Regions from separate parts of the Homo sapiens genome. Here all the other regions are linked to region 6. A link is a loop called in an ENCODE intact Hi-C map of the cell type or tissue named here. Cell type or tissue: heart left ventricle. All regions are shown on one strand.

Region 1 (4,000 bases), 1.1 Mb after region 6:
AGTAGGAGGCTGGCGGGGGTAGAAAAGGAAAAGATACACAACTAAATTCCATGCAAGTTTTCATTCCAAGACTATTTTCTCCTGCTCTTCATTTTCTCATTAGGCATTGAGAAAAAAGTGTGGTCTTCTTGGCTGTGGGAGGCAGCATGGCTGGATCTCATGCTGGTTGCTGTGCTTTCTCTGCTGTGCTCTGTCTGGCCCAGCCCATCTGAGACACTGAGAGCTGTTGCTGAGGGCCACTGGCCTAACCACCACCTCTTCCCAGGCAAATGCACATTTGGACTGGTGTAACTTGTGGCCTGTTCTCTTTACATGAATAGTGCTGACCAACCCCTTCACTCATTCCTCATAGGTACTGTGGGCCCTACTAATGACTCTCTCACTTGGCTTACATAAGCTGCTCTCTAGCTTTTAGTAAAACATTACTATTCTTCATGGTAAAGACATCTGATAATCGTCTCCATCAGAGAAGATGACATCTTCCTCTTTGTCTTTCAGGAGATGTGCTAGGTTATGTCCACTTAGGAAGCAGGACCCAACATAGCACTAGACATACAAAAGACTTATTGGGGGAAACAACTGGTTGATGATAGAGGAGAGAGGCAGAGAAAGGAGGGTGAGCTTGCAGATCATGATGTGTAGGTTTGACCCCTGTGAAGGAGAAGGGAAGGAAGAGTTGGTGTGGAGAGTCTCAGACTGTAATGCGGTTCTAAGAAAATTTCTGCCAGTCATATAAAGAGTCATTGAGCTAAAGTCTTCCATTGGCAGAGTTGTGTGTCTCTCAGAAATTAGTCTGCATTATTACTACCAGCATGCCCAGTTGTTGGCTAGAAGGAGCCCAGGAAGGGTGGTCTCTATTTGAAAATGATGGATCCGAGGAAGGCAGCAGCAGTGACTATCGATTTTACCCCAATAATAGAGAACTGTGTGGTCTATTTTCTCGGCCACTGTAGGCGATGCTTCATACAACACAAATCTACTTCTATATGCAGGTTTTGGAAGCAGTTACTTATTGGGAGAGGCAGTTCACCATATCCCCCGAGCATTCCTGTATGTCCTTGTCAAGTGTGCCAAATTGCAAATGGCTAACCACTGTCTGACTGTGAGCAGTTTCTGTATCTAATTATGTGGCAACCAAATAGGTGAAGACCAGCACAGCATGGCTACTGTATAACTGTCCACTCACTAGAAAGGAAACTGTCATTTTTGCTGCCTGCCACAAAAGATGCTAGGTCTTCGGCCCTCAGTTCTTTAGCTGCATCACAATGCACTCTTTTAGTCTCATCTGGGATACTGAGATACCTTATGAGACTTGGAGAAGGGGAGAACTGATATAACCATGTTTATGTTTCTGCTGTGAGTATTAATATGCAGACTTCCTATTATTCGCCAAGTCTCACTGATGCCTTTGGAGTTGTGGCAAGCTTAGTCCTGCCTTTGTCTTTGAGGTTGGAGCACTTTCCTGACAGACACAAGGGGAGGGTTGTTGAGATATACAAACTTTTTTTTATTTTTCCCAGAGGAGAAAAGACAAGGGCCTTATGTGCCAGTTTCAGTGATATGAATTGCTCTTGCTCAAGTGTTGGAAGACAGTGGATGGGGCAGAATAAGTGGATCTTGAGTGCTGCACTAGTTAATAAATAGGAGTAAGTAAATAAATAGACTGAAAGGTAAGAGGTAGGATTGAAATAAGCAGCCCAAATGGTACCATGATTTTTGCTTGTTCTCCTATAAAAATGGAGACCGGGAAGTACTCTGGTCCAACATCAGGAAGGGAAATATAAACTACCTATGTCAAAAGGCAGGTGCATTTGCTTGATGTGTCTGGGGATTTACATAGGCTATGTCATAACAGAGGTTCCTCCATGGAGATTGGTCTCCTCCTACTGGAGGAACTGAGAAGTTAACTGGTTGCCCTAGGATAAATTAGCCTTTCAGCACCTCTCCTACCTGGCCCTGAACCACCACATCCTGATTTACTATCCTTTAGGGAGATTGTATAATAAAGGTAGATCCAAAGTCCCTCCAATTCCAGAGACCAAAAGCTTTAGTCATGGTAGGGACACAGTGGGGCAGGAGGGAAAGTGGAGTATACAAACATTTAAGGCTTTGTTTGGATAACAATGCTCAAGTGGCTGTATAATCCGGTTCTCTTGAGAGGACTGGACCACACATTCGATTTGCTATATTTGGAAAAAGAGGTATATGAGAGAATGGAAGTATCTGTATCTATATCCATCACATTTACTGTGCTGCTACAGGGAACTTGAAATGTCTTGTTATTGTGCCATTAATGAGTGGGTTAAGATGTGCAAGTGAGACTTCTTTCAGGGATGATTTGATGATATTATGATGATTGGCTCCACTAAAACCCAATAGTTCAGGGGTGACTCATTCATTCTGAGCCCTTGGAAATCACGTCTTTCTCAGGCTAGAGTTGTTATACATACTCATTCACAGTTATAAAGGAGCAAGGGACTACTAGGAGGCAGCCAAGTCAATCAACTGAAGTGCCTACACTTTCTTTCCCGAGTCATCTTTAAAAACAGTCCTACCTTATTGTGGTGATCAAGGTTAATTACCTTGACAAGATACTGACTCTTCTTTTTGAGTGCTGGTCCCAGAACCCAGGCAGTCAAAATTTCTCTGATTTGTCAAGACCTCAATGGCTTGTCCTTAATGAAACCTTTGCTGTGGTCCCTGGCAAGAATATGATCCAAGACCTTCAACCTTGCAGAATCAAGAAATATGAGGATAAAATCATGCAGTGAGTCATTGGGACTTAACGGAAGTGGGGCTACTTCTATTCCTACTCCTTGCTTTCTGCAGTGATCTGTTCTTCCCATTGAGGACAGAACACTATATGGGCGGGTGGTGGGTGGAGTGTTCTTTGACTTAATGGATATGCACAAAGGATAAAAATCCATCCTTGGAGAGTGTTGCCTCTGAGTTGGTGCTCCAATTCTGCCTCTAGAAGAATACTTCAATGTTCTTGGAGGATAACTAGTGGAGTGTGTGGTATATGATATAACCAGTGGATCTCACAGTCATGGGCCAACTCACACACCTCTGCACCATGAAGTGGGTTGCCTGTTCAGATGCTATTTTGTGTAGGATTCTGTGACTGTGCATGAGGCATTCCATAAGCCACTGAATAGTGTGCTGACTGGGGTTCTTCAAGAAGGAATGTCAAATCCCCACACAAACTGCTGGCACATCAAAGACAGAAAGGTCCCAATGTAGCTGACTTGCTGCCAAGTGTCATTTTAGTTTCCTTGAAATATAATGTCATGTTGACATAGCTACATTGGTCTCTGTTGCTGACAGGTTGAATCTTTAGGAGCGGCAGAAGCTACTCAACCTTTATAAATGGGAATTAATGCTGATGGGCCTATCACTGCAACCAGGGCCATTTTATTGATGTGCCATTTCACCAGTTCCAGCGCAGCCAATGATGAAAGCTGACTAATGTCAAGTAGTCAACACATTTGAATATTTCATCGTTGAGTGTCTCTTACGTAGTGAATGTTTTCTCATGGGTGTTAAAATGTGATACAAAAATCTTCACACTTTGTATACATTTCCATATGTCTGTTCATATGCTGCTACTCCAGACCTCCTTCATGTCTGGTCTCTCGATTGACATTACCATTGGGTATCTAGTAATCAATATAAATTCTCACCTTGGGCTACATATTTTTCTGAAAAAAAGTGAATGACCATTTGCCCTGGTTATCACTCTGTCTACAAGGAGGATTTTTCCTCACTGTTGTCTTTCAAGGCAATTTTTGGAAAAATGACATAACGAAGCAACAGTCCATTTTCAACTGATACCCACACATAGAGTCAATTAATGATAATACAAACGCAGGCCTTTTTTTTTTTTTTTTTTTTTTTTTTTACCTAATCCACCTGATAACAAGATTTCTCTCTGCTCATAGGATAAGCCAGGGGAAAGGAACTGGGGCAATTGTGGTGGGTGGCATGGAGGTCTGGGCTA
Region 2 (4,000 bases), 760 kb after region 6:
ATGCCCCCGCTAATTTTTGTATTTTTAGTAGAGACAGGGTTTCACTATGTTGGCCAGGCTGGTCTCAAACTCCTGACCTCGTGATCCACCCACCTCAGCCTCCCAAAATGCTGGGATTACAGACATGAGCCACTGCACCTGGCCCAATTTTTTTAATAACAGATATTTATTTGTATTATCATTACATCTAGGATTTCTCCTAGTACTATATTGCTTCGATTTTCTTCAAATATTAAAAACAAGTCTAATTTTACTTGTTTGGTTATGAAATAATTTAGATAGATATAACATTTGCATAAAATTAAATTAGTTCTATCATTTAAATAATCAGCTTCTTTTAGTGTCCTATATAATGCAGAAACATATTAATTTAAAAGACAAGTGGCAGGTTCCTTAGCATCCTGTTGAATGTACCTCATCTGTTCTACACCAAAGATGATTATGAACTTTCCAAGCCTGCTATATGTCAGGACATTCCTGTGTCTCTTTTAGTCATATCAATTTTAACATAAGGCTTTCATTTGTTTGAATTTTCATGCATGTTTCCTCATGATTTAGAATAATAGGCCTACTGGAAAATTAAGTATATGTGCATATGTTATGAAAAATACATAATATAGACTTCATTATTAGAAACACACAATTTATATAAACTATGCCATGGATTATGGAGCTATAATGTAATGAATATTTATTTCTCCCCAAAATTCATATGTTGAAATATTAACCCCCAGATGATGGTATTAGGAGGTGGGGCCTTTGAGAGGTGATTGAGTTATGAGGGTGGAGCCCTCATGAATGAGATTAGTGCCCTTATAAAAGGTTCTGGAGAGATTCCCTCACCGCTTTCACCATGTGAGGACAGAGAAAAAACCACACATGTGTGTGTGTGTGTATATATATATATACACACATATATATATATATATATAGACTTCATATATATATGTGTGTGTGTATATATATAAATATATGTATTTTCCTATATATATAAATATATATATTTTCCTATATATAAATATATATATTTTCCTATATATGGGCCGTTACTAGGCGCTGAAGCTGCCAGCACCTTGATCTTGGACTTCCCAGCTTCCAGAACTCTCAGAAATAAATTTCTATTGTTTATAAGCCAGCCAGTCTATGGCAGTTTGTTACAACAGTCCAAATGGACTAAGAAATGAGCTTTTCATACGAAATCTTTTAGCAGTAATTTGAAATCATTCTAGTAACTTTTGTACACTATGGTGAATTTAATTGTCATTGTCTTCTCCAGTAATTTAATCACCAGTAGGACACAATCTTCTAAGAATCTTGATTGAAAGCCTGCCTATTTTCTTAGCTAAAATCTATTAACCAAAAAGTATTTGCAGAGTATCTTAGGAAAAGACCAACAGGAGTGTCATTTTGGAAAACACTTGGTAAAAGAAGTGATTTCATGAACACTAAATTAAAGTCTATGTACTTCTCTATATAAATAATTATTTAGAATTGAACTGCTGAAGTGAAGGGAAGAAAAATCTTGAATACATACATAATCTCTAAAATATATTCCTCTATGCAGGACATTTTCATAGAGATATTTGCGGTGACTACACATTAAAAGTGATGTGTGTGTGTGCATGTGTGTGCATGCACACATAAGTATATAATGTATAATTACATATTGGACTGTTGTATATATATATACTTGTAAGAGAAAAGATGTTTTGTTAAGCACTACTATACAGATATGTAAATAAATAAAAATATAATACTGAAAAGAAGTTTAATTTTTAAATAACAGAATGTACATATGACAAAATGGGTAATAAGAATATGAGATGGCCTAGGATAAGTGCCAAATTTGTGGTGTGGAAACAAGTTGTGCAAGAAGGAGCTTTAAGAAGGAAGGCAGCATTCCCTACAGGGCAGAGCAGTTAGAAGGTAGGCTGGGTTAGGCCCCATACAGATTTCTGCACATGGGAAATCAGAGAAGGGAAGAAGCAACACAGGGGCCACAGAGTACGTAGTTGGTAAAGAATGCCAGAGGGACGACCTCTAGCAACATCAGCAAGGCTATGTGGTAAGCAAGAGGTTTGCACAGGTTGTAAAGTGAGCTGTGACACACTGTGGTCCAGTAGGATATCATCTGAATTCAAAGGTCAGAAGATTCAATCAGCACGCTGGCAATACTGTCCTCCCATTTAGAGCTCTTTAAACATACCACTGTGGCAACAAAAAAGCCAGCATGGATTACAGCACCAATGCCAGAGTTTTCTCTGAAACACCTATGTGCTTTGTTGGTGACTGGTCTTCCCAGCTCTTGCAGTCTCCTTAGCATTGCTCTGTGCTCTAGATTTGGCATGTTTTTATAGCTCTTGCCACTATTGATGACTGACTTTAACTCCTCTACTTATTTATGTCTCCTTGCTGCATGGTCTGAGAAAGAGGAATCCTTGCTGGTCCTGGGCTCATGGCACAGACTTCTCACTCTCAGGCCCCATAGGAGGGGAATCCATAATATCAGGCACACAATGATAGTCTATTCAACATTAGGTGTCTAAAACTATAAATAATCAGGAGTAAGGAAACTATGAAATCTCTCATCAACTTTATTTTTGCCTTTATTTTTAAAAGACAAACAATGAAACAGAGAATTGTTTGCCGTTTTTTAAAAAGCAACCCAGTGCCATCCTCTGCCTATATTTTATTTTTCATTCTCTCATCTTCTGCTACTCCAAACTATGCTGCTGACAAGACTACCTACTTACCACAGCTCATGTTCTCTGCTTGCTCCCATTCCAAGCCATTTCACAAATCCTCACCTCTCTCCAAATAGCTTTCTCAATCTTCTTTCCAAAAATATGTCACTAGCTTCTCCAAGAACTTACTGACTCCTCTCCTTTCCCTGACAGTTTCTGAAAACCCTTCCAAAAAAGTTTGCCTGGCACTCCAGTCATTCCAGCAAACACTTTTACTGACACTGTGCCAGATTTCCAAAGTGTCCTCTCCTCTGCCTTCTTCTTGTCTAAAGTGTATCCATTCATCCAATTGCAATACCAGCTCACATTTATCTTCATGGACCTGACCACCCCAGCCTGAAGTTAGCACTCCCTTTCCTGAACTTTTGTAAAATTTATTGTCTGAATAATTCATCTGGCAATGAATCATATTATGCCTTGTGACATCTCTTTTATAATTGTTTGTTGCTGTTATTTAAGCTCTTTTCCCCTTCTTCACATGATTATGTGTATTGTCTTTCCTCACAAAACAGCACCTACATGTTTTATATTCTCGACTGTTCCTAGCTCACAGCACTAAAATGTAGACATTTAGTAAATATCTATTGATCCGAGTTGATTTGTATTTTATTGAAACTTGTATGAAGTCTCTCTCATTATTCTGCATTTTTACTTTTTTTTTTTTTTTTTTCAGACAGGGCTCTTGTAGCCCGGGCTGGAGTGCAGTGGTGCAATTTTGCCTCAATGCAGCCTCAGCCTCCTGGGTTCAAGCAATCCTTCCACCTTAGCCTCCCAAATAGCTGGGACTACAGGCATGTGCCACAACACCTGGCTAAGTTTTGTATTTCTGGTAGAGATGAGGTTTTGCCATGTTACCCAGGCTGGTCTTGAACTCCTGAGCTAAAGCGATCCACCTGCCTTGGCCTGCTGAAGTGCTGGGATTACAGTTCATTTTTCCATTTTATCTTATTTAAGGGGTTATAGGTGATTAGTCCAGTCCCTCAAAGACCTATTTCTGCTTCAGCCTATTTTATCTATGAGTGGAAGGATTTTGAGCAGTTAGAAGGGAGGATCAGAATGAACAGAGTCAGAATATTAATGAGAACAACGTATCTTAGTGTAGTTGAATCATAGAACATGTAAAAGGAGGTAAGAAGATAGTGATGAGGTCATTTGATTAGTAATCTAATGAAAATCTACTTAAAATGCATATACCCAAAGGTTCCAACAAAAATTTAAAAGTATTAATAATTTTAAAAATAAAGATTCTAATATTC
Region 3 (4,000 bases), 140 kb after region 6:
ACCTGTCTTTGAGTTTGCAGACTCTTTCTTCTGGTCATTTCTGCTGTTGATGTGCTCTATTGCATTTTTCATTTCGTTCATAGTATTTTTCAGCACCAGGATTTCTGTTGGATTTTTAAAATTATTTCAATCTCTCTGTTAAATTTTGTGTTCTTGTCACTTATTATTTTACTCATTTTGTTGAATTGTTTCTCTGTATTTGTTGAAATTTACTGAGCTTATTTAAAACATTCATTTTGACTTTTCATCAGGTAGTTTATATACTCCGTCTCTTTAGGGTCAGTCACTAGCACCTTCTTTTCTGTCAATTTGGACAAAAAATGTCGTGTTTCTCTGATTGTTCTTGATCTTTGTGTTCATGTTGTTGTCTGCACATTGAAGAAGTAAATGCTTATTTTCGTCTTTGCAGTCTATTTTTGTCTGGGAATGCCCTTCAGTAGTAAGCCTTTTCAGAGTTTCTAGGCAGATCCTCTGTACTGTTCCCAAAGCCTGGCCTGTAAGCCTGCACTGCAGCCATTGCAGCACTAGAAAGCTTCCTAAGCCCAATATCACCATGAGTGCAGTACCTGTCTGGAATTCTGCGTCCTCCAAGGCTAACATAGCATTGGAGTACATGTGAATCTTATAGCAGACTTCTGAGGGCTGCCTTCTGTTAGGGCTTGTCCTGAGTCCAAGGCTGCTGTAGTTGTCCAGTGGTGATGCTAACTGTAGATTGAGTCTGCTTGGCATGGGCTATGGGTTCCCACCTGGTGTTGGGACAAGTCTGGTGGTTCAGTCCATGGGTACTGGCCTGAAGTCAGGGGCTGTGGGACTCTGCCCACTGTTGGCTTTTAGTGTGGTAGGCTCAGTGTTGGGGATCCAATACAAAATTCTATGCTTAATTCCCTACTTTCCCCTAAGCAGGTGGTATCTGTCTCCACGATATGCTGCCTGGGATTGAGGGAGGGGTAACATGGGTAATGGAAAAGTGTCCTTTCTACCCTCTTCATTTGTGTCTTTTCTTATTATTATGATATAACCAGTTAATGTGATCTCTTACCTGGCTTTCTTAACTCTTGTGAAGGTATTTTTGTCCATGGATAGTTGTTCTAATTGATGTATCTGTAAGGAGATGATTGCTGGAGAGTTCTATTCCACCTCTTGCTTTTCCCTCAACCAAAACTCAATTTTTTTTCAATTGCAGTGGTGAACTAGGCATCAAAAATTAGACCTTGATTACTCTTAAATCCATTGAAATATAGATACTGCCATTCCCATCAGGAGGGTGGCTTTCTCTGGTATTCATTGTCACTTCCTCTAATTAAAGACTAACTCCATTATTTACATTCTTGATCCCATAACCTCAAGTTTCTTCCTTACTTTTTTCTATTTGTTATCCTCCCTCTTAACTTGGAGTGGAAGAATATATCTCCCTTCTGTCTCCAGTAAAGAAAGGAGGTAATAGTAGCCCTTCATGACAGGCACTGAATTCCCCACAAGGCTGATGACTTGTTTCTCCCCAGCTTCCTTTTACATTATTTGAAGTGAGAGTGTTTGTTTCTTTACTGGGGCTGTTCTGATCTGATGCTGCTCTATAATCTCTGTGGGGAAGTGAGTCTACTGGCAATGGGCTCTATTTAGAATGTGAGATACTTAGTATTTTTTGTTCTCTGCTTTGGGCATTAGCCTCAATTCCAGGATAAGATAATCTCACTTGACATTCTGTTACATAAGTATGTGCTGATATATTAAAGTATAATATGGGAAATACTGTAATAGATGTATAAGAAAATACAGAGACATAGAAATTTTAGGATTTCTCATATCATCTTGCCCTTTTAGATGAACATTTTAGGTCTTCATTTAGAAATGAGAAGAACAGGAAAGATACCCAGGAAAATGCATGCTTATGGTTTTGATTATATGTTTGTATCCCCTCCGCACTCGTCTGCATTTAATCTGCAATTGGCCTAAGATTCAAGGCTAACATTTAGAGGCAGAATAGGGCTCCAAATACAGTAGGTTCAGTTCAGCTTCAGATGTTGAGAGGGGGCAGGGATACTAACAGGTCAGTGTACGTGGATGTGTCTCCTCTTTCATTATGCTTAGCCCCCTTGCTCTTGCAGGTAGAGAGTTCCAAGGTAGACCACTTAGATTAAAATCAAGGTAATTCAATAATGACTAGATGGAGCAGGCGAAGTCCTAGGATACCTAACTTGGGTATTCATAGGTGTACAACTGACTCTTAGTCTTATCTATCAATTCTGTGAAATGTCCAGGGTCCCATCTGGACTTTAGTAGGTCCTAGTAATGCATAGAAACCCACTTCCATAACCTCTAATTAGGGCTGTTCTTGATTGTGGTAAATGAAGAGACAATCGACATCAAGAGTTCCATTGACCGTGATAAGAAGCTGTAAGTGTAGCCACTGCTTAAAAGTACCATGAACTTCTTAAGTTTAAGCTTGACTGTGCTTCATTCTGCTGCAACTCCAGTATGAATGGTGTGTGTTTGACCATTTGGAGAAAGCAGTTATTAAGAGTACTGCATGTGCTATGCCAGCTGTATGTAATTTTTAGAATATGGCTTTAATTCTCTATTTTGAGAAGACATTTTATTCATTCCCCAGTTGGTCAGCATTCCTGAGAGACACTCAATTCATCAGAGGTTACTTCCAGGGCAAGCCCAGTTGGGAGAGGATATGCACTGATTCTAAAGCATCATGAATGCAGTCCTTTCAAAGGGAAGCAGCTTTGTTTTAACTCCAGATGCCACCATGTTCTGTTAGACAGCAGCTGTCATCCCACGGATCAGATTTTTAAATATATTACTAAAAAACAATGTAAGGAATTCAAAAAGTACTGTGAGTTATTTCAGAGATGTTTGGAATGATACTCTTTTTTTTTATTTGAGAAACTTGCTTAGTAGAAACTGTTGTGTATGCTACTGAATGACACTAGGTCCAAAGTGGATAAACATTTCCTTATAGGGTAACTTATAGCAAAAACAACATTTTCTCCCTGTTATCTCAGATGCTGGTTTCAACATTCAGGATGGTCTATATTTACATTTTTAGCACAGAACAGAATTTGATAAAAACAAACTTCTTTTTTATATTCTATTTTTATTGAGTTAGAATTTTCATACAGTGAAGTGCACAGATCTTAAGTGTATGTACAATTTAATAAGTTTGATAAATATATATTCCTGTGTAAGTATCATTACAGTCAAGATAAAGAACATTTTCTCATTCCTACTTCTATCCTCCCCATCCGCTATAGGCAAACATTTTTTCGCTTTTTCTCAGCATAAATTAGTGTTGTCTGTTCTAGGGCTTCCTATAAATACAAACGTATGCAGTGTTTTATGTCTAACTTCTTTTGCCCAACATTATGCTTTCCAGGTTCATTCATATTTTTGGATATATCAGTAGTTTTATGAGTTTGTGGGATCTGTAAGTTAATTTTTTTTCACCAAATGTGGAAAATTTTTAACCATTATTTCAAGTATTTTTTTGTTATCCATTTCTCCTTCCTATATTTTTTGAAACTCCAATTGCATATGGTCAGACTATTTGATATTGTCACTGAAGCTCTGCTTTTTTTTTCCTTAATTATTTTCTCTTTTCCTTCGAATGAATTTCTATTGATACAACTTCAAGTTCACTAACTTTTTATTCTCCAATTTGCTCTTGCATTCATCTAGTGAAATTTTTACTCCAGGTATTATAATTTTCTGTTCTAAAATTTTCATTTAGTTATTTTTTATAGTTTCCATTTCTGTGTTGAAATTATTATGACTTATTTTTAAGTTCTTAAACATATTTGTTATAGCTTCTTTAAAGTCTTAGTTTGTCAATTCCAACATATAGGTCATTTCAGGAACTGTTTCTACTGACTGCTTTATTTTTTCTTGGTTATGGGTCACCTTTACTTAGTATTTAAAATGTGAAGTAATTCAAAAAATTATATACACATGGCTGGGCGCGGTGGCTTAGCCTGTAATCCCAGCACTTTGGGAG
Region 4 (4,000 bases), 160 kb after region 6:
GAGTTAAGCTGTAATTGGTACTATAGGTACACCAGTAATTTTTTTTTTTGCCAGTATTTTATCAAGGGGGAGATTTGTAGAAGATTAGTAAGGTCAGAGAAGTTTAATTTTTGAATTAATTGTATCAAGTGTATGGCATTAAGATAATGGTTGTTTGCAACTTAACTTTGGAAGGGGATCATCATTTATTAGTCCTTTTTGGTATTGAAATTTTCTATTTTTTATAAAAGCATTATCATATAAATCAAATAGGAATCTCACAGCTTTTTTGTTATATCTTTCAGAATATTACTCTTCTATTTTAAGCTTACAGTAAAAATGTGATTTCAGAGTCCCAGTGTTGCAGTACTCAACTATGTAGTTCTTCCTGAGGTAGATGAAATGTTAGGATCAGATTTGTATCAACTTCCAGATTATTGGTTTTCCTCTCACTTTCTTCTTTGACTTTGGAAAAACAGCTGGCAAGGTTGATTTGAGACCTTTTATGACTTCTCTCACTCACAGACTCAACTATTTTAGCACTGACCTTTGTCTCTCTCTCAGGGATAGAGATAACTTGATACTACTAGTCACAGAGAATGAAATTGAACATCAAGGGGAGAGACAAGTAAACTAGAGAGAAGCAATACCAGTGAATTTTAAGGCAAAAAAGAATGGAAATTCCCTGTGGGTATTTTCACACAGAATCAGGTTATAAAAGCAGATAAAAATGTTTTATTGTTTTAGTTTCTTTGTCTGAAGACATAAAAAGAGCAGCAGATATGGGGAGGGAGGATGGGCCATAAAGTCTTACTTGAAAAAGAGCTCTGATAATCTTGTTAGGCTGAATTTAGACTGTTACAGAATGTCTTTTTTTCTTTTTTACCTCTTCTACTTGTAAATGCATTTATGAGTTCTTTCTGAATTTTGAGTATCTGTGTTTCACCTGAAAGCCTGCATCAGATAGAGCTGACAGATTGCCAGTTCTTTTGTCACCAAAACATTGTCCTTTTTCCACCCGTGTAACTATGTCTGCCAAAATTAAGGTATATTCACATGAAAGGAACTTGCTTATAAGTCATTATCAAGTGCATATGTGTTACCACCACGATTTGTTTTTATCATGATGTTCATAACTATCTGGCATATATGTGTTTATTTGTTTGCTTGTTATTTGTGTCCTCCCTTTGGATGGTAACTTTTATAAGGAAAAATATGCATCTTATGAATCTATATTCCATCAGTTAGAGCAGTGTCAGGTACACAGTGGCTGTTAGATGTTGGCTAAACAAATGGATAAATGAGTCATCTTAGGCAGATATTTTTCTGCAGTGAAATTGTGCCCTGTCTTGACTTTGCAGAAATTTCTCACCACTGTTTGGAGATATACACCTGTATGTCCAACTGCCTGCTTGACTTTTCCACTTGAATGTCTAGCAGGAATCTCACATGTCCACAATATTCCTCCTTATTTTTCAAACCAAGTCCATTCTTAGTCAGATATATGTCATAGACATCTCAAGTAAAGATGCAAGTAAAGGGTTACTCTCCCTGTGTATAATCCTACAAGTTTAGACAGCTCTACCTCCAAAAAAGTTGTTTAACCTATCTACTTTTTTTTCATCTTTTCATTTTCCACTTGGACAAGCTACTACTGTCTCTCATGTGGACCTCTGCAATGACCTCTAAGTGGTCTCTCTGTTTCTAGTCTTGCCATTCTACCATCTATTCTCCACGTAGCAGTTAAAGCGTTACTTAAAAATTATAAACCACTGTCGAGTGCCTTCCCTCTACCATTAGAATAAAATACAAACTCTTTATTATCGCCTTAAAGATTTCCATATTCCGGTTTCTGCCTTCTCTTCTACTTCATCTCATTCTACCTTTCTTACTAAACTCCAGGCACAATGACCTTCTTCCCATTCATCAACCAGGCCAAAGTCACATCTAAATCTAGGGCCTGTGGAACTTGCTATATCCTTTGTTTAGAATGCTCTGCTCCCTATCTTGTCATTGCCAGGTCATCTTGTCATTCAGAAATCAGCTCCAGTCTCCAAAGGGGTCCTCAGTCGTGCTTCATTACATTCTCTAATTTATTTTCTTTGTAGAACTTAAACTATATAAAATAACCACATAAACTTCTTTTCTAGAACAGAAGCTCCATGAGAGCTGAAAGCAAGGACTTTGTCTTTCTTATTCCCTGTCCTATTCCTAGGGCCTAGAACAGTGCCTGGCATATACTAGTAGGTGCTCAATAAAATATCATAAGTATAGACATATCAATGAATATGTAGAGATATGTATTCACAAAAGTTCAAAAGATAGCTAAAATATCCTTGCTGTTTTTGTTGAATATGAAAATGTTTTAGACTTGCTAAAACTATCAGTTGACATAGAGATAACGAAGGAAGCAAAAGACACATAGTTTTTTGAGCTCTAAGCTTATGGAGCAGAGGCAGAGGTGGGGAAAAGCCTGTATGTTCATGTGACTAGAGAAGCAATCCAGCGCGTGTAAGTGGTTTTGTTATTAGGATGGACGTGCCAGTCTCTCTATTACTGCGTCTTCCTGCCAGCTGCCATTTCTCTGAGACATTAGAGTGTCAACTTGAAAAGGCTATGTTCCATAAGTCTTACTTAAGGAGCCATCAATGCTTTTTCTTTTAAAAAGTGAGAGTTTCAATTAAGTTTTAGAAAGTAAGGTTATCTTTGAGTTGTAAATAATATGTTAACATTGTGCTGGATCCTAAAAAGCTAAGTACATTAACTTGGAATGTGCTGAGCTAGTGGTAAATTGATATCCAGCCTGCAGTTGCCAGAGGAGAATTTTTGTCTTGTCTTCACAAAGAAGACAAGAAGAGAAAATGCAAGGGAGTCTGGGTCAATTAATTGCCTACCAGAGCACTGCCCTATGTATTTCAAGCAGGGAAAACGGAAGAGGGCTGACTGGTTTACTCTGTAAGTAGATTCTTGCTGGGGGAGCTCAGTTTCAAAATCCTAGAAACCATATGTGTCAGTTTAATCAGAGTTTGGCCCGGAGGAGAATTAAAATGAAAGGAAATTCCACAATTAGAAGGTGTGGAAGTAGAAAGCAGACTAAATCAAGCTTTTAGAGAGGCAGTGTGGGCTGGTGAGATTACATTCTTAGGGTGTATAATAGGCCAAGGTTTTTATTTCCAGATTCTTTCACTTAAGAGCTTCTATGTCTGAATTCTAGTGGAATGGAGGCCTGTCTCAAGCTTTTTTTCTCCTCCATTGTAAGGGCCTCACCTTTGTCATTTTTACCTACAAATCCAAAAAGGGATAGTGCCAGGTTGGTGTGAGGTCTAAATAGAATTTTGTAGTAAAGGCCTGGACTAGAAGCTTCGCTTTAAAATAGTTTTCTTCTTCCTTTCCAGCATGTATTTCCTATTCTGTCTGGTTGGCTTGCTGCTTAAAAATCAGAATACAGAAGAGAAGACAGTCTTGTGGAGGGTCAAAGGAGCCACTGTTTGTAGTTATTTGGGATCTTTGAGGAAACCCCTGCTAAAATAACTTGATTGTAAGTTATGGATTGCTTATTGCTAATTAACATTGACATGTAACTGTGTGCATGGAATGTGGCCCAATTAAGTGGAATGGAGCTAGGGCAGAGCCTGGCTGCATTCCCAGTATGATGGAGAGAATGAAGAGTTTAGGAACTGAGTTTAGAAGTTTTGAGGATGAAAATATTTTTAGTCTTAGGAAACCCAGCACTCAAAACCTTGTGAGAGGAACATATAAAAAAAAAAAGCAGCACGCAACAAAAGACCCAACATCCCACCAATCAGCAATTAGAAAATGGTCTAGAAATGGTTTTATTATTCACATATATGCCGGCTTCCTCTACCCCCTTTAGGAACTTTATTCCAGTGTTCATTTCTTTTACCACCTTCTCTATTTTCCTAACAATATAGGACTAGCCCTTCAATTTGCAAATGATTTAAAGTGTTCCATTTTCAAGGTACTGGGGATAAAAAGATGAATACACCAATCTGCACCTTAA
Region 5 (4,000 bases), 880 kb after region 6:
CTGGGTGGCCCTTTTTTCATTATCTTAAGCTATCGTTAGTCTTCTCTAATACCATTACCTGTTTTTGCCCCTTTCGACCCAGAAGTGAAAACACCGTACCACTGTTGTTATTTTCTGGATTCTTCACAGCCCTTTCTGATTCCCCAAACCTGTCCAGGTTTGATAATTAGTACTTCTATTAAATCATCTACCTGTGAGTGTTTCATATATTTTCTGCTATGACCCTGATTATCACATTATTAATGTTCCAATTCTTTTAGTTGAAGGAAGTGAGACTCAGAAAATCTAAGTGTATTTGAAGGAGAGAAATGTGGTGGTTTGAATTGTTTTAATCTGGTTCAGCTGGGATCTATGTTTCCTAGAGTTCTCTTCCCAGAGTGGTTCCAGGTTTGAGTTGGCTGGATGAAAACATTCACGTCACTTGGAAAGCAAAAGTGGAGCAGAGCCTACTGTTCCCTGAAGTTTGTGGTCAGATGTAGTAAGGGACAAATGCAGAGGTACCTGCCCAGTCACGCTTGTCCTTGCTCTCTTCTGTGTCATGCTGCCCTTTTTTCTGACTAATGACTCCTTTGACAAATAGTGGTTACAGGCCTAACACAAGATGCTTTACTGAAAAGTCATAGTATTTGATGGAAAGAGGCAGAAGCTAGCATCTTTAGTGGATAATGCTTGTGATGAAAGTCCATGTGGAACATGAGGTCCAACTATCACAGTCATTCCAATTATTTTAGCTGAGGCCAGAGACCTGTCACCTCCAGTCCCAGTCAAGGCCTTCAAATGACTGCAGCCATATGAGTGTCTCCAGGCAAGAACAACAGAGGAAACACATTCTCAAATCTTGAGAAATAATGCATTATTGTTGTTTTAAGCCACTAAGTTTGGGGATTTTTTAAAATGCAGCACATAGAAATGAATACACATAAGTAGAGCATTGCAATAGTAATAATTTTGAAAAGCTTAAAATATATGACATTACCTTTGGAAAATGACGATAGGAAGAATCTACAAGGGAGTCAAAAAAGCTTCTACTGGAGACTAATAAAGCCCTGAGAAAAGCCATCAGAAGCTCGAGAAAAGGAAATCTTTTCTCCAGCAGAAAATTTGGCAAATGTTGGCAGAAAAATTGGCAAAATATTGCCTGTGGCAACTTGGAAGATAGAAGCTGGTAAGAACTGTTGGATCTGTCTAAGGAAGCTTTCGGGGAGAGCGTTGACAATGCCAATTGGCTTCTTTTAGTGTCATCTGGTCAGATATGGGAAGAAAGAGATAATCTAAAAATAGAATTGTACTGTTTTCAAACAGAGCTTTGAGGAAATAATGAGGACCAATTTTTTTTTGTTTGGAAAAATAAATCATCTCCTTAGTCTCCTCAGTCAGCATAACTTGATTAAAGTGAGACCTAGTGCTACAATTGAAATAAAGGTATATCTATAATACCTTTTGTTAAGACTTTGAAAAATGTGAAATGGTGTCAAGTAAACACTCTTATCTAGAGCAAAAGCATTCTAAAAATCACAGGAGTGTTTTCAAAATGCCCTCACATGCCCCGAAATAACATTGGATAGAACTCCAAGTAGGTAACAGGGCTAATCCCAAGTGGCACTAATATAAGAGCTACTAGATTTCCATCACGACTTTTAGTGTGGTTTGTTATGAAATACTAGGTAACTAATGCAAGCTACTCTTCATAATTATGTGTAACTGGAAGTGGGATTTAATCCTCATTCAATAGTCTTTTAGAATAATAAAATTAATGTGACCCCTAAACTCAATTTTAGAACTACAAACAGATATTTTTAGAGTAAGTCTTCTTGGGAAAATCCCACTCTCCAAAGGGCTTACAATGTCAGTGCTGGTCACTTTTCTTCAGTATTGTAACATGAATCACTTTTGAGAGAATGAGATTCACAGCCACTATCAGAAGCCAGGGACCTGGTATAAGTGAGTATGCTACCCATGCTACTTCCAAATCTGGAAGAGGCATTTTCTAATTCAAACAGTAAACTCAAATTTTCCACCTTTAGATAGCAGCATCATCTCCATCTAACACCAAGCCGCTGGCCCTGCCTGACTGCTGGGTGTTAGATTTAGGCAAGTCTCCTCTAACTCTGCCCGGAATCAAGGTCATCTTGCTCCCTGAGGGGCTACCGCATGGTGCAGGCTGCGTGTAGGCTTGGAGTCACACGTGACTGGCAGGCTGCCATCTTGGAAACCCTCCCCACTCAGTGCTGCCAATCTCCATGTTAGTGCTGCCAAGGTGCTGAAACTGATGGTTTCTGTTGAAGAAAGACAGTCACCCTGTTTTACGTCAACCCTGACCACAGCTGCAGTGATGACATTCCTGGTTTAATAGTGGTTCCTCATGGGGCGCAAGGGTAAAAAAAAAAAAAAGTGAAGAGAAAAACTTCCTTCTTAAACTTACTAATTGTTGCCTTCCACCAAGCCATGCTAATTAGAATGTACGTATAAAAATTGTTTGCCCTCACAAACACAACTGTTGTTTATGAAGCAGATCTGGAGTAACAAAGTAGCTTAAAGCAAGAGAGATGCCCAGCATCTGCAAGAGACTCTTTCCTGAACCAGCCCCACTCTAACTAGCACTGGCCATATCTAGGTTTCTCTTGCCATATGGTGAGTACCTGCCTAGGGGCCCTGAGTATCTAGTTCAACTGCTGAACATAGGTTGTGCCATTTCAACCTAACATATTATAATCTAATACTATTGAACCCTAAAAGGGGCAAAATTGGAGTTTCTTTTCTTTTTCTCAAATGACACATTGGTGTATGTGAAAATGTACTCTTCCCAAACAATGCTTGTGTTCCACATCTAAGGAGGGTAAAAATAATGTGGTCAGTGGAAAGGAAACAAAAAGTGGCAAAAAAATTATTTCTAGCAGATGAGCTATCAGTCTCAAAATTGATTCATTATTTCACAACACCTGGAGTGACTGTCAAGTCTCCCTTAAGTGTTTTATGCTCTTTATGGGCTTAAGATTTTCTTTCTATGTCTAAAGTATGAGAAAAAGAGATACTTAAAGGATATTTTAAAGGCGGAAAAGAAGCCGTAAGGATTTTCTTTCATAAAATCTGGAGAGGACTACTCTGTTTCTGAACTGTCAATCTAACATCTACTAAAACATTTTGGCATCCATTTCCCTCGGAGTTGTCAAATGTGTCATTGATGATAGTTTTGCATCATAGAAGGGAAAGGGGATATTAAGAGCTTAATTCTCAACATTTGTCAGTTAGTGGTGTCACCGATGGCTTAAGGAAGAGGAAGTCTAATTTCTGGGAACGTGTCACCTGAGGTCTTGCAGGGTGACGGAGTGTGTGAAGAGGGAAAGGGAATGGGTATTTATTGAAGGTTTATTATGCGTTTACTGCTTCCATATTTCAAATTCTCCCCAAGTCTATGATAACAAACTTGTCTTCCAGTTTCACAAGAGAGAACTGTCGCCCAAAACGGTCAAGTAAATTTCCAGAGGTCCCATACCCCTTAGAGTACCCTGGGATGGGGGTTCAGGATGAGCTAACTCTAGAGGCTATGCTCTCCTCACTGAATCATATTACTTAGTACATGTGTGGAGACATGTGTATAATGAGAGGACATGAATATGCTATTTCTCTTCATAAAGCCATAGGTAAATAACAAGCATGGTAATCAAGATTATAAGAAAATGAATAGGTGGCCCAAATCCCTAAATGAAGATATTATGTGTTATAAAATATTAAATATTATAATAGTTTAAGCTATTATGAGGAGTACTGCTGCTGCCAGCAAGACTATCATTTTATCCCCAACAGGAAATTATTTTTAAAAATGTGATGTGTTTATTTTAAAGCCCCTGGGCATATGTACAAGAACACAAACAACATTTACATATCTATTATCTATAAACTGACACTGCATTTGCCAGGCATTTGACACAATTAAGCAAATGCTTGACTGAACAGATGGGTCTTATAAGGATCCCTAAGGGCATGTCTACATTAACTATGC
Region 6 (4,000 bases):
TTGATTAACTACTGTGTACCAACATGTGCATTTAGGCATAGCTTATTAAGTATAGGGGATACAAAGTTGATTTAGAGACATTCCCTACCCCTTTCTCCAGGAAAGGACTAAATAATTATTATTCTTTTGCCAGTTCTTTTGATTGGATTTTTTTAATGTCTCCCTGGATTATTATAGATTTTGATTATTAAGAGAGTTATATGGGTAACGTATTCATTAGTGGGTCCCTCCAGTATCGGATTGAGTCCCTGAATTTCCAGTGGGACCCCCCCGCCCCGAACTGCTTGTTATGGGACAAGTATTTAAACAGCAAGAAACTTCCAAATATTACTAACAAAAGGTGCCTATGTACTTAACTGGAATTTACTTCATACTTTAAAAGTACAGCTGCAACCTCTTTCTTTCTGTCTGTCTGTTTTTTTTTTTTTTTGGAGACAGAGTTTTGCTCTATTGCCCAGGCTGGGGTACAGTGGCACGATCTTGTCTCACTGCAACCTCTGCTTCCCAGGTTCAAGAGATTCTCGTGCTTCAGCCTGCCGAGTACCTGGGATTACAGGCGTGTGCCACCACACCCGGCTAATTGTTGTATTTTTACTAGAAGTGAGGTTTTACTATGTTGCCCAGGCCAGTCTCAAACTCCTGACCTCAGGTGATCCACCTGCCTTGGCCTCCCAAAGTGCTAGGATTACAGACGTGAGCCACAGTGCCCAGCCAACCTGTTTGTTAAATTTAAGTTAAGCTAGTTAAGAACTTTACGTAAAGTTCAGGAAAACAGGGCAGATGTGAGATAAAAGTTCCTTTAGTAACTTTTTGTAGCAACCTACATGTTTCCAGTCAAGAGAAACTGTAAAAATCTTATGACAGGAGAGCTTGTAGAAGTTCTTCCTTTAGTCTAGTTTCTTTTAACATCTGAATTCTATGGTTAAACTAATTCAGTAAATGTGACAGGTTTCTTTTTCAGATTCAGCAAACTGGCAGCTATTTTGTTAAGTTTTATAGTTATAAATGGCTTGTAATTGTCACTTGCATAAGTCTATTTTTAATCCTACAACACATCCGTGATGGCAAAATAGGTGGCCGTTACTATGTGCATCATGGCCAGAGCTGTCCAGGCCGGTTTTAGCATTTTCCTGGGCATGTCTAGTATAGACTTCAAGGAGTCAGAATTTAAAGACAGGAATTGTAATGCCTCCTAATTGTCAGTTTTTACTGGGTATAGGAATAATTATTTTTGTATTCATGTAGTTAATGGTTTTGAATGATTATTACATGTTGAATCAGATGTAAATCTGCTGTTCAAGTGGCTACTAAATAGTAACTCATGGAGTTACATCATCTGTTTATCTATGTATGTACATTCAACAATATGTCCTTGGTAAAAAGATTAAAAGAGAAAGGTAGGGGGAGAGCACTTCAACCAGGGTGGATGATTTTCATCTAATGGGAATGAGCAAAATCCTTGAGTAACATTAGAAGGGAGACATGAATCTGGTCTTCTTATATTGGTCTCCTTTCCTGTTTGTGCTTTATTATGAGTGGTTGGTCCCTGAATTCAAGGAATTAATTTCAGCTAGGACTTACCAGAAATACCAGCTATTTTTTCCCATGTTGGACAAAAATCTTAATGTTTTAGATCAGGTATAATTTCCACCATACCACTCTGAAAACTGTCACTTGACACAATTATTTAGAGACCAATTTTAGTTTTATTGAGATGACTAGACAATTTTGCATGATGTTTGCTTGGAGTTTATTTCTCTTGACTGTTTTTATTTATAATCAGATGCAGTCTTTTTCATTACATAAGGGATTTGGACAAATGGCTTGTTTTTGGTTATTTAATATTAGTATAGGTAGTTTCCCCTTTTTGAAGAGAAGTCAAATGTTTATTAAAAGCTTGTAATTTTCCTCTAAAGTCAGTGGATGATTTATGAACCAGCTTTACTTTCCTTGAACTCACAAAGCAAGAATTAGCCTGATTGCAAATAAGCAATCTCAGAATGACCACAAGTGTCAGTGTTTGCCTGCCTTATTTTTCTCCTTCAGTTTTCTTGTGCAGCAGATAGGCATGTTGTTTAAGAATTTCTTTTGACTTGAAAACAAAGCTAAATTTAAGTGTCTCTTTCAGAACTAATTATAGACACCTTTATCTGTTTTAATTCATGCAAACTATTAACAATGAGCATTTACAATCAGCAGTGATTTGGCAAATACTTTATTATGCTTGTGTATTCCTTGGTTTTTCTGAGGCACAGCTGTTTCAGTCAGGAATAATACTCTTAGAGCTGTGGTTCTCAAGGGGGCAGTGGTAGGGGTAGTACTGATTTCTACGAGGTGTTCTAGAAGTTTGTGAGGATGTTTCTAGTTAACAGAATGATTTTTAAGGGCATTTTAGGGCCAGGGTAGGTAGTAGTCCAGTAGTGTGTGGGACAGTCTTTGTAAACAGCAAAGACTAGCTCTGTGTTCTGCAGGACTTCTGAGTGTTTCATTGGCTATCTGTGTAGGTGAAACACTTTTTTATAATTAAGTAAATTTAAAACATTGTTGGAACATAAAGTATATTTTGTTCAGTTTTAACGTGCACTGAATTATCTAGAAATGTAACTACAGTGTACAGTGAGGGAAGCTTGTACTTTGCTTTGTTCTAAACTTGGCCAATGGTTCACCATATCAAAAAATGAAATTGTGTTCATGGCATTTGAGTCACCAATATACCAGTCTATGGGCATTTGTAATTGTTACATTCACTATGACTTTATGTATAGGTATTAGCATCTGGTTAGTATATCTTCTGGTATAATCATGTCTGAGACTTACATACTGAAATGCATATTTTTATCATAAATCTCTCTTTTTGTTTGTTTTTTGAGACAGTCTCGCTCTGTTGCCCAGGCTGGAGTGCAGTGGCGTGATCTTGGCTCACTGCAACTTCCACCTCCCAGTTTCAAGTGATTCTCCTTCGTCAGCCACCCGAGTAGCTGGGATTACAGGCGTGTGCCACCACACTTGGCTAATTTTTGTATTTTTAGTAGAGTCGCGGTTTCGTCATGTTGCAGGCTGGTCTCAAACTCCTAACCTCAAGTGATCTGCCCACCTCGTCCTCCCAAAGTGCGGGGGATTATAGGCCTGAGCCACCACACCTGGCCTCTATCATTAATGTCTTTAAAAATTTTATTTGTATTAGTGTATTAATTTTTAAAATATATATGTAGATTGGTTGTATTACCTGTGCATTTCATTTCAGGTAGTTAAGAGGGGTCATTGTAAAGTATTTCTTATATAAATACTTGTTCCATGTAAAGTAAATATAAAGGGCATGTGTTGAATTTGATAGAACTGTGACATCCACTGGGTCAGCACCTTTGAATAAATTATTTCAGGCAGCTTACTCTCCATTCTCTGCAAACCCAGCATATTCTTGATATTTAAAATTATTAACACTATTAATTTATTTAAAGTATAACAAACAATTTGTAAATTCAAGTATATGTAAAATATCGAAACTTAAAATTCTACTAAAACTTTGCAAAGAGGCATAGTTACCCTAATATAAATTATTAGTATCAGAAAGTATTTATTTTAATGGCTGTAGTAGATACGAATAGAAAGCAAGTGTTGGGAGCCAAGCATGGTAGCTCATGCCTGTAATTCCAGCACTTTGGGAGGCCGAGATGAGCGAATCACCTGAGATTGTGAGTTCAAGACCAGCCTGGCTGACATGGCAAAACCCCATCTCTACTAAAAATACAAAAATCAGCCAGACGTGGTGGTACATGCCTGTAATCCCAGCTACCTGGGAGGCTGAGGCACGAGAATCACTTGGACCTGGGAGGCGGAAATTGCAGTGAGCCGAGATCGCGCCACTGCACTCCAGCCTGGGCGACAGAGTGAGACACTGTCTCATAAAAGACAAAACAAGAAAGCAAGTGTTGGAAGTAAGTAAATAGAATTTTTTTTTCCTAAAGGGCTTTTTTGAAGAAAGAAGGGAACATTGAACATG
Region 7 (4,000 bases), 220 kb after region 6:
TTTAAAAAATGCCTTTGTGTCTGTGGATAACTCAACAGCCTTTGACTGTATTTTCTCTGTAGTAGAGAGGTTGTTTATGGCTTATTTGGAATATGTTTCTTTTTCTTGCACTTACTTGTTACTTTCACATATTTGGTCTCTTATACTTACTTAGTTTATGCCAAACAGCAAATCTAAGAAATCTTGAAGTAAAAATGCCTGTAAATTATTTTGAGCTGTTTTATTAAGGTGGTAGTTTTGCTATTGCATTTCTCCTGCCCCTCTATAATGATGTAGACTATATATGGAGGTACCAGAATTTAAGCAATTGGCATTGCTTTGTTAATACATTTACATCTTGATGAATATGCCATCATCATCATCATTTTTGGAGGCTGCAGTAATTACATGTTATAACCATTTAACATTGGTTTAAATATGTGAGAATTATTTCTTTCTATGCGCTATCATTCTATACATACGGGAAATAAGACAGAAAAGATTACGCAGCAAATATAAACGATTAAAAAATTTAAAAAGTTATGTTCTAAAAATCATCTATGATTTGTTTGGAGATAGGTTAGAGGTGACAAACACCATCTGTGATGGTAAGTTTTATGTGTTAATATGACTAGGCCATGGGATGCCCTGATGTCTGTTTAGATGTTATTTCTAGGTATGTCTATGAGGATGTTTCTGGGAGAGATTGACATTTAAACTGGTAAATTAAGTAAAGCAGATGGCCCTCCCCAAAGAGCATCATTCAATTCTTTGAGCGCCTGAAAATAACTGGATGGGCATCATCCAATTTTTTTATGTTTTGACAATGTCTAGTTCTGTCACCCAGGCTGGAGTGCAGTGGGGTGATCTCTGCTCACTGTACAACCTCTGCTTCCCGTTCAAGCAATTCTCCTGCCTCAGCCTCCCGAGTAGCTGAGACTATAGGCGCACGCTGCCACGCCTGGCTAAGTTTTTGTATTTTAGTAGAGAAGGGGTTTCACCGTGTTGCCAGACTGGTCTCGAACTCTGAGCTCAGGCAATCCGCCTGCCTCGGCCTCCCAAAGTGCTAGGATTACAGGTGTGAGCCACCGCACCTGGTCGGGCATCATCCAATTCTTTGAACACCTGAAAAGAACAAAAAGGCAGAGGAAGATTGGATTTGTGCTCTCCTCTGCCTGTCTGCTTGAATTGGACGTCAGTCTTCTGTCCTCGGTGCTCCTTGTTCTTAAGCCTTCAGGCTGGGTCCGGAGTCTACATCATCGGTCCTCTGGCTCTCAGGCCTTTGAACTACACCACAGGCTTTTCTGGGTCTACGGCTTGCAGATGTCAGATCATAGGACTTCTCAGCCTCTGTAATCAGTGAGTCAATAACTTATTGATATAAGTTATCTCTATAACCGTCTGTCTATCTATCGATCTATCTATCTATCTATCTATCTATCTATCTATCTATCTATCTATCCATCCATCCATCCATCATCTGTCTATCTCTCTATCTACCTAATCTCTATAGGTTCTGTTTCTCTGGAGAATCCTAATTCACCATTTAAATATACACTTGCTAGATATAGGAACATTAGTTTGTATTTGGAACATTTAGATAGTTATCCATATATCAACAAAGTTGTTATAGTGATCAAGGCAGCAGTGAGCCTCCTATTTTCTTCTCTGTCAGACGTTTTGTCCTACCAAACCCATGGCTGGAATTGCTCCAAAAGTGGCGGCAGGGGAATTTCTGCAGGGAAGTTCCCCAAACCATCCAGAGATGGGGCTGGTTAAGATTCTAAAGAAAGAAGCACTAAACGCCAGGGTGATGAATCTAAGGAATTTATTAGGGGAACTTACAGAGCGCTGCTCCAGTCCTTGTGGCGGACAGTGAGAGAAAGGGGCTGTTCTACCTAGGTATGTCTGAAATGAGGGAGTCATGTAGGAAGTTTTTATCAAGGGTTGAGGAATTTGGCTCAGGGCCCGGGGCCAGTTTCTTTTAGTGTTTTGAGCAACAACCTAGATAACTTTTTCAGTGTCTGGAAATGTTCAAGGCCGTGGTTTCGGTTCAAGCCTGCTGGAAAAAACTGCAGCTGGCGAGGTCACAGAGCAGCCAAGGCACTTCATGATTTGGGGTCAGGACATAGAAAGAAAGGGTGAGGGTGAGTCTGGGGGAACCTGCACAGAAGTAACAGGTTTATCTAAATGGTATATGTAATATAATGTAAATTATATGTATTTTTTGTTATAGTTACATTTTTATAGCACACACATATATGTAGACTTCATGTTTTTTTTAAGGTTAAAGACTTATGATAGTTGGTAGTAAGCTAATTTTTTCATCTTCTTTCCCTGTATTATGTGGAAGAGATTCTTTAGCAATCAATCTTTTAAGATATGGACTCCTTTTTAAAAACACACAATAAAATATCATTTTCCTAGAATCATTCAACTTCTCACTTCTTAATTCATATCCCATTTTCCTCCCAAACAATAAAAAAATTCACATAATATCGTCTGGCAATAATTTCTTGGAAGGCCTTTCATCATGGAAAAATGCCTTCAGTTTGGGTAGGTGCAGTGGTACAAATAACATTTGATTTCAGGGTGACCAGAAAACTATCAAACTAAATTGGCTGCTTATTGAAAAACACTCCTTGTATAATCTTTTTTCCTTACCTATAATCTTGTATTGGCAATGGCATAAGTACTGTGAAAGTTCTTCACAGTTTTCAAGCCTTTTGTTCTTAGGACACCTTTAGACTCTTAAAAATTATTGAGGCCCCTGAAGAGCTTTTGTTTATGTGTGTTATACCTAAGTATGTTTAGTAGATTCAAACTAAAAACTGAGAATATCTAAAAATATGTATTGATAATTTATTTTAAAAAATCCCATTACATGTTAAAATAAATAACATTTTAATAAAAATCTTATTTTCCAAAACTAAAAAAAAAAAAAAAAAGAAAAAACACTTTAGTTAGACGAGTGGCATTGTTTCACATTTTTGCAAGTTCCTTTAATGTCCGGATTAACTGAAGACAGCTAGATTCTGATATCTGTTTCTGCGTTCAATTTCTTGCAATATCACTGATCATGGAGCCTCTGAAAAACTTCGCTATATGCTGATGAAAGAATGAAAATAGAACAGTCAAATAGTATCTTAGTATGATTATGAAAATAGTTTTCACCTCATGGACTCCCTGAAAAGGTCTTAAGGACCCACAGGGGTTCCAGGCCATACTTTGTGAACCACTGTGATAGATTATACAAATGTGGCTATCCTTATACATCTTTATTGTAGAATAAAAACATTCATGAGAACCATTATTGCAGAGTGGTATAGGAGTGTTACAGTCTAGGGTTTGAAGAGCAGCTCTGCTATTCAGTTGTTTTGATATATTGGGAGAGTTAAACTTTTAAACCTCAGTTTCCTCATCTGAAAAATGGGGATAATAATATGTACTTCATGGGTTGTTTTTAAGGATTGGTATTCTTAGATACCTTCAATCTTTTGTGGTTTTAGTTATTATAAAGTTATTACTGAGAAACTGATGGACTTTGGGTATATTGATAAAGGACCCTTTCTGGTCCTCCAAAGTGGAGAACCTGGCTCTGTATTGTAAATTCAGAAAACCAGTGGATGGCAAAAAGATATTGTGGCACCTCTATGTAAAATTACTGCCACCTACTACTACTAGTATTATTCTATGTTATAGTGAAGACACTGAGGCTCACAGCGGTCGAGTCACTTGGAAAAGACCAATGCCAGCAGGAGAGGTGGAATGGTAATCTGCATGGTCCACCTACAGAATCCACACCTTTAACTAGTACCCTATACAGATTAACTAGTACTCCTAACTAGTACCCTCTCTAGGTAGTATTTTAATTGTCATACTACAGATTTTGGAATTTAAATCTAGAGTTTAATTTTTGTCATTTTCTGAGTACATTCCATATTATAGAAAAATTATTAAAATTTACCCCCATTATTAGATTTACCATGGGGCCACTGTTAAAAATAAGGGGTATCTAATG

What was found. Peaks named below come from ENCODE experiments on the same cell type or tissue, not always from the same donor. Only the 100,000 strongest peaks of a DNase experiment are listed, where the experiment ranks them.
Region 1: it touches region 6 in a loop (9-fold over the local background); 43 of 110 quality-filtered maps call a loop at or near these places.
Region 2: a loop joins it to region 6, with 7 times the contacts of the local background. A loop is called at or near these places in 9 of 110 quality-filtered maps.
Region 3: it touches region 6 in a loop (1.9-fold over the local background); 23 of 110 quality-filtered maps call a loop at or near these places.
Region 4: a loop joins it to region 6, with 4 times the contacts of the local background. A loop is called at or near these places in 25 of 110 quality-filtered maps.
Region 5: it touches region 6 in a loop (14-fold over the local background); 14 of 110 quality-filtered maps call a loop at or near these places.
Region 7: it touches region 6 in a loop (5-fold over the local background); 39 of 110 quality-filtered maps call a loop at or near these places.

The regions. Positions count from the first base shown.
Region 1 is chr1:194,294,004-194,298,003 of GRCh38, forward strand. All of the region lies in intron 2 of LOC107985242 (a long non-coding RNA gene), which reads right to left. The region is part of intron 1 of LOC105371670 (a long non-coding RNA gene); the gene reads right to left. Among named protein-coding and RNA genes, the nearest start is that of LINC01031, 990 kb to the left of the region's middle. In heart left ventricle, a CTCF peak has its summit at 1,884; no DNase peak of the experiment used is centred here.
Region 2 is chr1:193,950,192-193,954,191 of GRCh38, forward strand. The region is part of intron 5 of LOC124904475 (a long non-coding RNA gene); the gene reads left to right. Among named protein-coding and RNA genes, the nearest start is that of LINC01031, 650 kb to the left of the region's middle. In heart left ventricle, no CTCF peak of the experiment used is centred here; no DNase peak of the experiment used is centred here; H3K27ac peaks cover 1,910 bases.
Region 3 is chr1:193,333,324-193,337,323 of GRCh38, forward strand. All of the region lies in intron 1 of LINC01031 (long intergenic non-protein coding RNA 1031), which reads left to right. Among named protein-coding and RNA genes, the nearest start is that of LINC01031, 31 kb to the left of the region's middle. In heart left ventricle, no CTCF peak of the experiment used is centred here; no DNase peak of the experiment used is centred here.
Region 4 is chr1:193,345,759-193,349,758 of GRCh38, forward strand. LINC01031 (long intergenic non-protein coding RNA 1031) reads left to right here. Exons shown (of 4, transcript NR_125789.1): 2 at 3,375-3,517. Among named protein-coding and RNA genes, the nearest start is that of LINC01031, 43 kb to the left of the region's middle. In heart left ventricle, no CTCF peak of the experiment used is centred here; no DNase peak of the experiment used is centred here.
Region 5 is chr1:194,067,433-194,071,432 of GRCh38, forward strand. All of the region lies in intron 5 of LOC124904475 (a long non-coding RNA gene), which reads left to right. Among named protein-coding and RNA genes, the nearest start is that of LINC01031, 760 kb to the left of the region's middle. In heart left ventricle, no CTCF peak of the experiment used is centred here; a DNase peak (open chromatin) is centred at 2,169; H3K27ac peaks cover 3,221 bases.
Region 6 is chr1:193,188,541-193,192,540 of GRCh38, forward strand. All of the region lies in intron 10 of CDC73 (cell division cycle 73), which reads left to right. Among named protein-coding and RNA genes, the nearest start is that of B3GALT2, 3.9 kb to the left of the region's middle. In heart left ventricle, a CTCF peak has its summit at 2,011; no DNase peak of the experiment used is centred here; H3K4me3 peaks cover 281 bases; H3K27ac peaks cover 1,411 bases.
Region 7 is chr1:193,407,181-193,411,180 of GRCh38, forward strand. No RefSeq gene overlaps it. Among named protein-coding and RNA genes, the nearest start is that of LINC01031, 100 kb to the left of the region's middle. In heart left ventricle, no CTCF peak of the experiment used is centred here; DNase peaks (open chromatin) are centred at 1,710 and 1,971; H3K4me3 peaks cover 755 bases; H3K27ac peaks cover 1,879 bases.